Linked DNA regions of Homo sapiens: region 2 is linked to region 1. A link is a contact called in ENCODE Hi-C or POLR2A ChIA-PET data. All regions are on one chromosome and are shown on one strand. Each heading gives the region's core, a stretch centred on a gene start or an enhancer-like site at or near the end of the contact. The rest is flanking DNA. Distances are from core to core; before and after follow the strand shown. Region 1 has its middle 19 kb from the start of PDIA5. Region 2 overlaps SEC22A (SEC22 homolog A, vesicle trafficking protein).

Region 1 (5,812 bases), core at 892-3,391:
TTTACTTTGATATACACTTATGGAGGTGTTTTTATGCCAGCTGGAGGCAAGACGCTGTGGGGGACACAGAGGCAAGGAAGATGCACCCCTCCCACCCCCACCCAACAAGCACTGGAGATATAGTGGAGAGTGGTGGAGAGGTGTGCAGTGTGGAAGCCAGGTACACAAATGACCTTTAAAAGATTCTCTTGGCCTCAGCCAGTGTGGTGTTTTATGGGGCTCTGATGGAGCTTGAGCTATTTGCTATCTCTCTCTGCTTTGCTCTGAAGAATTCTGCCTGGGGGCAAGGGGGAATTGAGGCCCAAACTCAGTGGTGATGGTTGGTTAACGCTTTCCGGCCCAGAGTTGGTGATTAGGGTTGGACTGGGAGCTAACTTTAGCTGCTAAGCTTTGTGCTGCATGTTGCATTTTCAATGATCAGTGATTGTATTTTCTCCTCTTCCCTCACACACTTCCAGCCAGGTTACTCTCAGACTGCCTCTCCCCTTCATTCAGCTCACATCCTGGGAGACAGGGAGCTTCAGACCACAGAACTCCCAGGGGAGGGGCCTGCTTGCTAAGTGGACCCATTATCACCACTGGCCTCCTTGAAGGTCAGTTGCCCAGCTCTGCTTCTCCCCTTCTCCTGTGGGAGCAGGCTCCCCCAGGTACTTTTCCATGCCTCCCAAGCTCCAGTGTGGGTGGTTGAGGGCAGAAAAATCCATGGCAAGTGGAAATCAGTGTTTTCTGGGACATCCGAATCCTGCTTCTGTGAGATTTATTTCTGAAGTACGGAATCACAGAAAGGATGTTAAGATCAGAAGGTTAGAAGTTGGAAGCCTGGAACTCAAGTCTACATGTGATCAGTCCTGATTATCTTGCTGTTTGTTTACTTCTTGTAGCTTCAGCTTCTTTGCTTATAAAATGAGAATAATACTGATCCAACTCATCTCAAAAGAGTGATTGTGCTTTTAGAACTGTAATGTGCTAGGAGGAATGTATGAGATTATTATTCTTACTATTGTCTTTCTTCCCCGCCCCCCGTTATTGGAAAACCATATAATAGTCTTTTAAAAATAAAATTACAAAAGTAATACATATTTAAGACCTACACTATAAGCAGTAGAGAAGGGCCCAAGGTGAACAGTTCAACTCCCCTTCACTCTCCCCACTCCCACACCTCCAAACCCACCCTTCTAAGATCGCCACTCCTTTTCATTTCATTTCTTTCTTTCTTTCTTTTTTTTTTTTTGTTTTTTTTGAGACGGAGTTTCACTCTTGTTGCCCAGGCTGGAGTGCAATGGCGCAGTCTCAGCTCACTGCAACCTCTGCCTCCCGGGTTCAAGTGATTCTCCTGACTCAGCCTCCCAAGTAGCTGGGATTACAGGCATGCGCCATCATGCCTGACTAGTTTTTGTATTTTTAGTAGAGACGGGGTTTCTCCATGTTGGTCAGACTGGTCTCGAACTCCCAACCTCAGGTGATTCGCCCCCCTTGGCCTCCCAAAGTGCTAGGATTACAGGCGTGAGCCACCACGCCCAGCCCTGTTCATTTCTTATGTATCTTTTCCGACACCTTCTGTGTGTAAACAAGTCAGCATGTATGTAATAGGGTTCTTTTTACCTAAATCAGATTATACTGTACATCTCTTCTGCACCTGGCTTTTTTTCATGTAGAATTTTGAAGAACTTTTCATTTTAGCACAAATAAATTCTTTTTAGTGGCTACGTGACACTCCAGTATGTGAATATACTATGATGTGTTTACCAAGCCCTAAAGTTGAACATTTGGAATTTCCATTTTAGCTTTTTTTTTTTTTTTCGAGACACGGCCTCGCTCTGTCACCCAGGCTGCAGTGCAGTGGTGTGATCATAGCTCACTGTAGCCTTAAACTCCTGGCTCAGGCGATCCTCCCACCTCAGCCTCCCAAAGTGCTGAGATAACAGGCGTGAACCACTGCGCCTGACCTCCCATCCTTTTAAGGTCCCTTAGCTGGCAGTTTGGAAACTCCACAGTTGTCCCTGACTTTGTGTTCTTCCTCATTTAATCCTCTTAGGAGTCCTTGGGGCCCGTGGGAGCTGAATGTAGCCAGCCTTTCCGGCCTCAGGATGGGAGGAGCAGTGAGAGACTTGTTGGCACCCATGGGCTGAGGTCTCCCCAGGGCACAGGAAACAGAGGAGGAAACACCGGGGCTAGGGACATCACTCAGTGTCTCTGTCTCTGTTGACCTCTTCAATCTCCCTGACTGCCTCCGAAACCACGCAGGGCTGCTTGACCTGGCCTCGCAATAGAATCACCTGGAAACCTTCTGCCATCTCAGAGCGAGACCACGCCCCAGGCTAAGTAAACTAGAATATTTAGGGGCCAGCCCTGGATAGCAGCAGTTTGAAATATTTTAGGTGATTCTGTTGTGCAGCCACAAGAGCTACAGTGCCTGAGCCTGGAAATAATAACAGCACGACAGGCCTGAGGGCCTTTGCTTTCTTCCTGTTTTCAACTATGAGAGCGAGATGCTTATCCCACAGCACATGCACCAGAATGCATTTAACATCCGTGATGTGTACATGGAGTGGTTCTTATTTTATTCCTTGCCAAGTTTTTATTTAGTTGCTCTTTTCACTCTTGTTCAAAATTGTTTATGTAAATTAGTAAGCTTTTAGCAGACAATTTGGCAATATGTATCAAGAGAATAAAACTGTTCAGAATCATTGGCCTAGTTATTCCACTTTTGGAAGCTATTCTACAGAAATAACATAAATATAGGGGGAAGCTACATGCGTAAGATGTTCATTGCAGCATTATTTATGTTAATGAAAAACGGGCAAAAGCTAAATGTCCAGTGATACAGGAATGGATAAGTAAACTGTGGTATATCTCTCTGGTAGAATATTAAGTAATCCTTAAAATTATGGTTATGAAGCCAAAGTAATAACATGGAAAATTCTTGTGCCATAAAGTTAAATGAAAACGTAGGACACAAAATTGTGCAGATATACTATAATTACAACTACATGCGGAGGGAATGAAATATAAAGGAAGTAGAAAGTAAAAGAACAAAATGCTAACATAGATTGTGTTAGAATGATACGACTAATTCTTTCTTTTTCCTACTTTCCAGGTTTTTATAATATGATTACATTATTATTTAGCTGGAAACAAACAGTAAAAACAAAAAATTTCTCTTGTGCATTTTTGTATATGTCTGTCTGAGACTGGAAACACCCTAATGTTAAGATACCTGGCTGGGCGCGGTGGCTCACACCTGTAATTCCAGCACTTTGGGAGCCCGAGGCAGGTGGATCACCTGAGGTCGGGAGTTCGAGACCAGCCTCACCAACATGGAGAAACTCCGTCTCTACTAAAAATACAAAATTAGCTGGGTGTGGTGGCTCATGCCTGTAATCCTAGCTACTTGGGAGGCTGAGGCAAGAGAATCGCTTGAACCCGGGAGGCAGAGGTTGCGGTGAGCTGAGACTGCGCCATTGCACTCCAGCCTGGGCAACAAGAGCGAAACTCCGACTCAAAAAAAAAAAAAAAAATTTCCTTACAAACAACACTAAGGCCACTGTACAGCATGCAGCACCTCAGGCTGCCTACAAAAGGCCTGACAACAATGGATCAGAAGTCAGAGGATCTGGCTTTTAGTCCCAGTCTCAATTTCACAGTGTGACCTTGAGCAAGTTTTTCCTCCTTTCTGAACCTCAGTTTCCTAATCTGTGAAACAATAGATTCGACCAGAAGGATGCTTAAGAACCTGCCAGCTCTGAAATGTGATGATCATGACATGGATGGTGATGAAGATGATACTATTGAACCCCAAGTGCATTCAGATCCATCGAATGGGAGACTAAGAGGCAGAAAAGTATCTCCCCTAGAATGGGTGCAGGCCGGCTGCTCCTGCTTGTTATTTCTACATTCGGAATTGCTACACTCCATCCTTTACATCCTGAAAAGCATAACTGAATAAATATAAGGCAAATCACGCCCCTCTGTTCAATATTTGGTCATTTCTCTCCACATCACTTGCATGCAGCCCTGATGACTTGTAAATATAAGTGCCTCTGAAATATGCAGGAGAGTGTTTGGAGCCAATCAGGAAACACTGCTCCACCCCCAGCCCTGATTTCTCATCTTGATAAAGTGATTTTCCTCAACAGGCAGAGGATGGGGAGTCATAAATCAGTGACAACACAGCTCCTTGGGGTCTGCACTGCCCTCTGCTTGGGAACGATGCCTCTCTTAGATGATGTGGATGCACCAGCCTGGGGCTAGAGAATAACGAAGAGAAAGGTCTGGGGTTGTTAAAAACAGAATCATTCTGATGGGAAGGACAATTGAAACCCCAGGATTTAAAGAGAGCAATAAAGGTGATGATGGGGACCAAGGGGAACTGTGAAGCCCACGGATACACAGTGCCGCCTCCCTCATCTGGCAGGAGGGAAGGAGCTGCTGGGATTGGTGCCTTTTCCACGTGGCTGAAGTTTAACTGTTGAAGTGCCAGCATTGACCTTTAACCCCATTAAGATGCTTCTCGATCTTCTTAAATGTCTGTGTCAGACATAAGTTAGCGTTTTTCTAATAATACAAGGGAAAGGAACCAAGAGTTACATCATCATATATTTATTTGGGTGATTATTTGGGGCATGCCCATATTCCCCATGGGACCATAAGTTCCGTGAGGATGGGGACTGTGCATTCCAGCCCTCAGGATGTGCCTGGCACAGACATATTTGTTGAATGAGGCACTCAAGACCTATTTGTTGAATGAGTGAGTGAGAACCCCCTGACTGCCAAGAAGCTGTATTATGAAGAACTCTCTGCACTCTACGTATTAGAACATGGCTTTTGCTAAGCTAGGCAAAACTGGAGATGTATTCGAGGGCTTTATGGGGTCTATAAAGGTGCTGTTGTACTGAGAATTGACTAGGACCCGGATGGAGCCCTGCGGATTCCCAGGAAGAACTCCTTCTCTTCACCCCTGCTTGTCTTTGGACTCCTTCGGTTTCTCTCTCATTGAGGCCCATCTTTTTCTGCTCTGCAGAACAAGGATATCTTCATCTTTTATTGGTCCTCAGTTTCCAGGAGTGAGATTGGCCCTTCTTCATTTTTTCAGTTCCTCAACTTCCCAGGATAGGACTGTAGTTGGCCTGGTTTGGCTGGTGTGCATCTCAGAACTGATTAACTGTGGCCAAGGAGCAGGTGGTCTTGGCACCGATAGGATGACTGCCCTGGAAACCGTGTAGGTGGAATGGGTGTGGGAGTCTCCAGACAAAGGGGTACGGCTCCACAAAACAGTAGGCACTCACTACGTTCACACCATCTCCTTTAGTTTTTATCACAATAATCTTGTAAGGCAGGTGGGCCTGTTGTCTTCACAAGTAGAAAAACTAAGGTTAAAAAAAGGATAAGAAATTCGGCTGAGGTCACACTCCTAACAATAGGTGGAGACTAGAGGCAGGAGCGACAGGAGAGAGGTGGCATCAAAGCCTGGGGTGTCCCTCTCTGCCCTGCAGGCTCCTTGGTCAGCCTCCCAAACATTGGCCACTTCTTTGTACTGTGGTAATTGCAGCAGACAGGATGGCCCAGAGGGCTGAGTGATCACTGACCCCAGGAAATGCCCTGCAAATTGCTCTTTTGGAAAAGCCCCAAAGTCAGCTTGCTTTTGGCTGTTTGTTTGTCTCTCTGAAAGCTGGGTGAAGGTTGTGTCCTGTCTGCTCTTGGGAGCCATGTACTGCAGGTTGCCTTTTTGCAAAATTAATTAGCAAATCAAAGGTCGGAGCTGCCTCCTCAGTGATTGCTTGGTCCTCCAGAATAGCTTTTTCTTCCTCACTGT
Region 2 (5,996 bases), core at 2,348-4,847, 220 kb before region 1:
ATTTCCAGAAAGTTCCAGAGTCAAATTTTACATACAATAATGTATGTAAACCCTCCCTTCAATTTTCATTTGTTTTTCTTCCCTTTCTGTTCATATTTCATTAACATGGCTGTATATGTCTTTTCTTGGTATGCTGCTTCAAGTGCTTTTGGGAAAGAGGCCAGGTATTAATGTAAATATATTTCAAATACAGACTGAAAAAAGCAAGCAAATATTGCAATTATCTTAGTATATAAAAGAGGGTATCTTCGCTCTCATGGTACACCTTAATCAAAAAGCAGTATTTAGGAATTATCTAAATTAAAATAAAATACACCTATTAGGATAAAATACTCCAGCAGCAGGCCTGGACTCACCAATTTCAGAACCCCTCAACTCCTTGGCTTTACCAAGAACAGTCATATTCCCTGAATATAACACTGGTCACCTTCACTAGTTCCATGCTAGTGCGAAGAGCCCTGCACTAGATCAGGGTTGTGTGTGCTTAGCTATGTGAACTGGCTAAGTCATTACCATCTGATCACCTCTGTGTCCTCCCCCTTAGAGTGAGGGCAGCTACTACTGCTCCTATGCTACAAAACTATGAGGAGGTAAACTCAGGCTTGCTCTTAGAAGTGCAATAGAAACAGAAGATCATACACCATGGAGGCCTAAAGTGATTCTTTCTAAAGAGCCTAAGGACTTTTTTTTTTTTTTGAGACAGAGTCTCACTCCGTCACCCAGGCTGGAGTGCAGTGGTGTGATCTCGGCTCACTGCAACCTCCGCCTCCTGGATTCAAGCGATTCTCCTGCCTCAGCCTCCCAAGCAGCTGGTACTATAGGCGCCTGCCACCACGCCCAGCTTATTTTTTTTGGTATTTTTAGTAGAGACGGGGTTTCACTATGTTGACCAGGCTGGTCTCAAACTCCTGACCTCGTGATCCACCCACCTTGAGCTCCCAAAGTGCTGGGATTACAGGCATGAGCCACCGTGCCCGGCCAGGACTTTACACCAATTTCTTTTTCTAAATTCAAAGTTCTTTTTTTGGCAGCAATGATACAGGTGGGGAAATGATATAAACACGGAGATACAGGCACCAAATAATGAAAGAAAACATTTCTATACATAAAACATTTATACCTGTTTTCATTTTTTTACATTAAGATGTAAACATCCTCTTATCCAAAATAGCCAGTGAAAAAATAAAAACAAAAACAAAGTAAGCCTTTAAAAATAGTTGGTGAGGAGTTTTCAAGTGTTCTTGCTGAATGTATCCGAATACCAAACATTGTAACTCGTCAATTCAATGACAAGGAGGTAGCTCCTGAACCAAACTGGTGCGAGCTGTGTCAATACAGAGCAAAATCTCAACCAGAATGCTCCAACTTCCCTATTTACAAGAAAATTCTGTTTTAACCATTAGTTTAGAAAACCTTTCTTTTTTGAGACAGAGTCTCGCTCTGTTGGCCAGGCTGGAGTACAGTGGCGTGATCTTGGCTCACTGCCAACTTCCACCTCCTGGGTTCAAGCGATTCTCCTGCCTCAGCCTCCCGAGTAGCTGGGACTAAAGGCACGCGCAACCACACCCAGCTAAATTTTGTATTTTTAGTAGAGATGAGGTTTCACCACGTTGGCCAGGCTGATTCTCAAACTACTGGTCTCAAGTGATCTGCCTGTCTCGGCCTCCCAAAGTGCTGGGATTACAGGCCTGAGTCACCGTGCCTGGCCTGAAACCCTTTCTAAATTGAACCACTTCACTTTCCTGGCTACAAAATGCCCAACACAATTCAATGGTGTTTTGATGATTCAGGATCTTGTGATGCCTTGGGGTATCTCTCAGAATATGCATACTTTTGTTAGAGGAGAAGACTGGAGCCAACTACTATTTCCTGTTTTACATGAATCCCTGATATCATAAGCTTATTGTCTTCCTTTTACCTCATTCTCCTAAAAGGAGGGTGCAGACTAAGGTTCTAGTTAAGCAAGATTTTACAGTTCTAGACATATCCACAAATACTGGTTCACGCAAACAAGACAGTTCACTAACTTTTTACCCTCTATTTCTCTACTTAATAAATATGCCTAGTAACAACAATTACAATGTAATGGGATCTGTTTTTCTGGATGATATCAAATTTCAGTATCCTATGAATTCCTTGTTTGAAATATTTTCTTTAAAAAACAAAGGAAAATCACCCATGAAGATGACTTCCAAAACCATGAGAGTTATAGATTTTGCTAGTGGAATCCAACTGTGCTTCCTATATTATTAATTCATAACTGCTTAAACAATCTTTAAAACGTTATCAAAAAACAAGTAAGTTCTCTCAGATACTAGGGGCTTAATTCCTCAAAGCCATAAAATAATGAGTTGCTAGGAAAGCCACCTTCTGATTCTTACTACAGTCAAGCATTTCCATAGTGCGGACCCATGCCACTGGTGGCACACAACATGTCTTTAAGTGATGCACAACATAGAATAATGCTGAATCACAGTGAGAATGTCATTCCCTTTACAGTTTCCTTTTATCCTCTGACTATTCCAGAGACAGTGCCTCATGCTGGTGCTGGTAACATCTCCCTCACTGCCACAAAGAAAGAGCCTAAGATTCGGAGCCTTTCTAGGCATTAGTTTCTAGCTAGAACTGAACAACATTTTTTGTGTTCATCTTACTTATTTTGTGGTTACCTTTTATTTATGGCAAACTGATACTGGTTTTCCACTTGGAGCAGGATTCATTTTTTTAAAAAAACTTTAAAATTTAAAAGATAAATATTAAGAAAATAATACAAGTAGTACTAAAGAGACTGAAGTTTGGGAAACAACGGCTATAGTGTGAGTCATATTTTTTAGACGTGATTTCAAAAGAAACAATAAATGTGGATTAGAAAGGAAACATCCATTACTGTATTTTCGATACTTGTGATGTTCCACAGACGAGCTCATCACAGTCTTCTTCTACATCAGGTGATTTCCAGAGTTAAGATTCAAGCAAAAATATAAAAGTAAAAAGAACCAATTTCACACCATCTTGGACTTTATAAACTCGTAGTACCATAAGTGTGCAAATAATCTGATATTTATCACAGTCATTTATTTAAAACATAAACTTTCCAATTTCTGCAGCTTTTTATTTGGTCTATACTAATGCCTCACAAAGGCAAACTCAGGTTGTAGAGTTCCTCCTGCCTGGTCCTCAGAGCAATACCACATCTATTTTCTGAACTCTTCAGGAAGGATTCAGGACTGCTGGCCAAGACTTCCAATGGCATATGACTGTTCTTCCACTGTTACGGCCTTGAAGAGAGAAATCCCCTCCTCCTCTGAATGATAGTCTCATGGCCAACATTCTTCTGAGAGGACTCTTCCATGCTCACAGGCACATCATGCTGATTTTAAAAAAGGAAAGTTGGAGAGAAAGAAAGCAGAGCTTCTCCTCTGTGGGGAACAGCTTCTTCATCACAGTGCAGTTATGATATGTTCCCTCCTTATCCCCCTGAAGCCAAGGCAATAGATCTGAAGGATGGTGTCAGACATCATAATCGGGAGCCTTGCCCTGGGCTTGCCTTAGCCAGATCTGTAGTGTAACAAATGCTCCCACAGTCACATGAAAGAAAAGCTGCCAGAGGTTGCGCAGTTCATAGAGATACATGTTGCATAGACAGATTAAGCCAAAAGTCAAAAAAGATTTGACATTCCGCCAGCCGGTGTAGTAGACAAGTAAATAACACTGTTCAAAATATAAAAATGAAAGATGATTAGGGTTACAGGAAAAGAAACAGATGTTTCTAATATAAAATTGTAACAGGTCAGAGAGTAAAATATAAGAATGGATAAGGTTATTTTTTATCTAGGGATAAGATAATGTAGCATATATCTAAGACATTCAGCTATGAAAGTTTCACAGTTTGAAAGGGAAATAGATTTTCCTCTTAAGTTTTTCATTTTTCAGAAGAAAAGCATTTTGTATCATATTTTAAATGGAAGTACAATGGAATGACTTCCTTGCAAACAGGCTGAGCAAATTCCCCATGGTGACAGGCAACTAAGAAGCATTCCCAGGGTCTGCGGGTGTTCCATTCTCACCCAGGAAAATACAAAAAAGCACATACAAGCTATTCTACAAAATGGACTCTTAATATAACCTGAGTCTGAGTATTAACAAAATCCACAACATTTTACTAGTCGCCCACTGAGTACAAGGAACTATGCTAGGTACAGCATCTGACTGAACATTTGAGGGAGAATTCATTCAACAAATATTTACTCAGGGCCTGCTACAAGTCAGGCATTGTTCTTCAGTTGTAAGTAAAACAAAGCCCTTGTTCATATAAATATTAAATTTTAATGGGGAAGAATTATAAATGTATTTTAAATATATAATATCAAACAGTTATGTCTTGAAAAAGAGAAAGCAGGAAAAAGGGATAGGGAGTAAGAATGATAGTGGGTGCTATTTTAGATGAAACGGTCAAGAAAGTACTCCCCCTCTCACCGCTCCTGCCCATCCTGGCATTCACCCTTTACTGCTTTATTTTTCTCCACAACATACTATAAACATACTTGAGAAATGTGCTTATTTTGTTTGTCATCCATAGGCTTTCAACAGAATCTATTTCATGAGGGGTGAGATTTTTTACTGTTATTTACTCATTTATCTCCAGTGCCCAGAACAGTGCCTGGGACATAGTAAGTGCTCAATGTGTTGAGTGAATAAACTGTTTTCTAGAAGATGTCTAAAATTCACAACCTGGTAAGTATAGGAACCACAAAGTCTAAGAGAGAGGCCCAGGTCTCTCTGAGAAACTGTGTCCAGGCTTCAGAATGGGAAGGACACACCAGTGTCTGTTATAATGCAGAAAGAATGTGGAAATGTTCTGTTAAATATGTTTAGTTCTTATGCAAATTTGGACTGTTTACTTAAAAAGAAGACTGCTATCCAAGCAAAATGAATTGGAAGTATTTATCAGTGATTTTCATCATATAAGACTGAAAAAATAGAAAAAAATAGCTTTTTCTTTCTAAACAATTTTAGAGTTAAAGATGCAAAAACAGTTTATTGTATACGCTTTGTTTACTGTATACTCTTCACCCTGTTCCCCGTTATCCTCTTATGTAATCATAGTATAATCATCAAACCAGGAAATGAACATTGATTCAATACTCTTAGCTAATCTACAGACTTTATTCAGATTTTGCCCATTGTCCCACTAGGGTCCTTTTTCTGGTCCAGAATCTAATCTGGGATTCTGTATTGCATTAATTGTCATGTATATTCCAATCTGTAACAGCTCCTCCATCTTTTTTTAAAAAAATTTTTGGCCAGGCATGGTGGCTCACACCTGTAATCCCAGCACTTTGGGAGGCCCAGGCAGGCGGATCACGAGGTCAGGAGATTGAGACCATCCTGGCTAACACAGTGAAACCCTGTCTCTACTAAAAATACAAAAAATTAGTCGGGTGTGGTGGCGGGCGCCTGTAGTCCCAGCTACTCGGGAAGCTGAGGCAGGAGAATGGCATGAACCTGGGAGGCGGAGGTTGCAGTGAGCCGAGATCACACCACTGCACTCCAGCCTGGGCAACAGAGCAAGACTCCATCTCAAAAAAAAAAAAAAAAAAAAAAAAATTCATGTCCTTGACAGTCTTGAAGAGTATTAATCAGTTATGTTGTAGGAATGTCCCTCAACTTGGGTGTGTCTGATGTTTTGTCAAGATTGAAATGAGGTTATACAATTTTGGCAAGAATATCAGAGGTGATACGCAATACATGTTATTACATATTAAATTAGATCACTTAATAAGGTGGTATCTATTCCCTTTGCAATTATTGTCTTGGGGGCAGGGAGTTGAGATTATGTGAATATCTTATCTCATCATACTTTTGCTCATTAATTTTAGTATCCATTAATGATTCTTGCCTGCAACAATGATTACTGTGGTGTTCGCTTAATGGTGATTTTATATTTCCATTTTTTATCTATATTTATTGCTTGGAATGCTACTGTAAAAATGAGC

What was found. A loop is a pair of places that touch in the nucleus more often than their neighbours do. ChIA-PET counts read pairs that join two places held with the same protein, here RNA polymerase II (POLR2A). Pooled maps may share reads with other maps.
Region 2: a loop to region 1 is called in a map of left cardiac atrium, with 2.9 times the contacts of the local background. The contact joins two enhancer-like sites. A Hi-C loop is called at or near these places in 3 of 168 maps with a recorded cell type or tissue (K562, left cardiac atrium and right cardiac atrium), 1 of 37 single-sample maps with no recorded cell type and 1 of 50 pooled maps. POLR2A ChIA-PET finds 5 or more read pairs at or near these places in 2 of 52 experiments (WTC11 and activated T-cell).

Annotation. Positions count from the first base shown.
Region 1 is chr3:123,045,345-123,051,156 of GRCh38, reverse strand. No RefSeq gene overlaps it. Among named protein-coding and RNA genes, the nearest start is that of PDIA5, 19 kb to the left of the region's middle. Within about 2 kb of position 2,141, at least 3 of the 41 ENCODE cell types and tissues checked have a DNase peak (open chromatin) inside an H3K27ac peak, as active enhancers do.
Region 2 is chr3:123,269,237-123,275,232 of GRCh38, reverse strand. SEC22A (SEC22 homolog A, vesicle trafficking protein) reads right to left here. Exons shown (of 7, transcript NM_012430.5): 7 at 1,097-3,711. The coding sequence ends at 3,511. Among named protein-coding and RNA genes, the nearest start is that of SEC22A, 70 kb to the right of the region's middle. Within about 2 kb of position 3,597, at least 4 of the 41 ENCODE cell types and tissues checked have a DNase peak (open chromatin) inside an H3K27ac peak, as active enhancers do.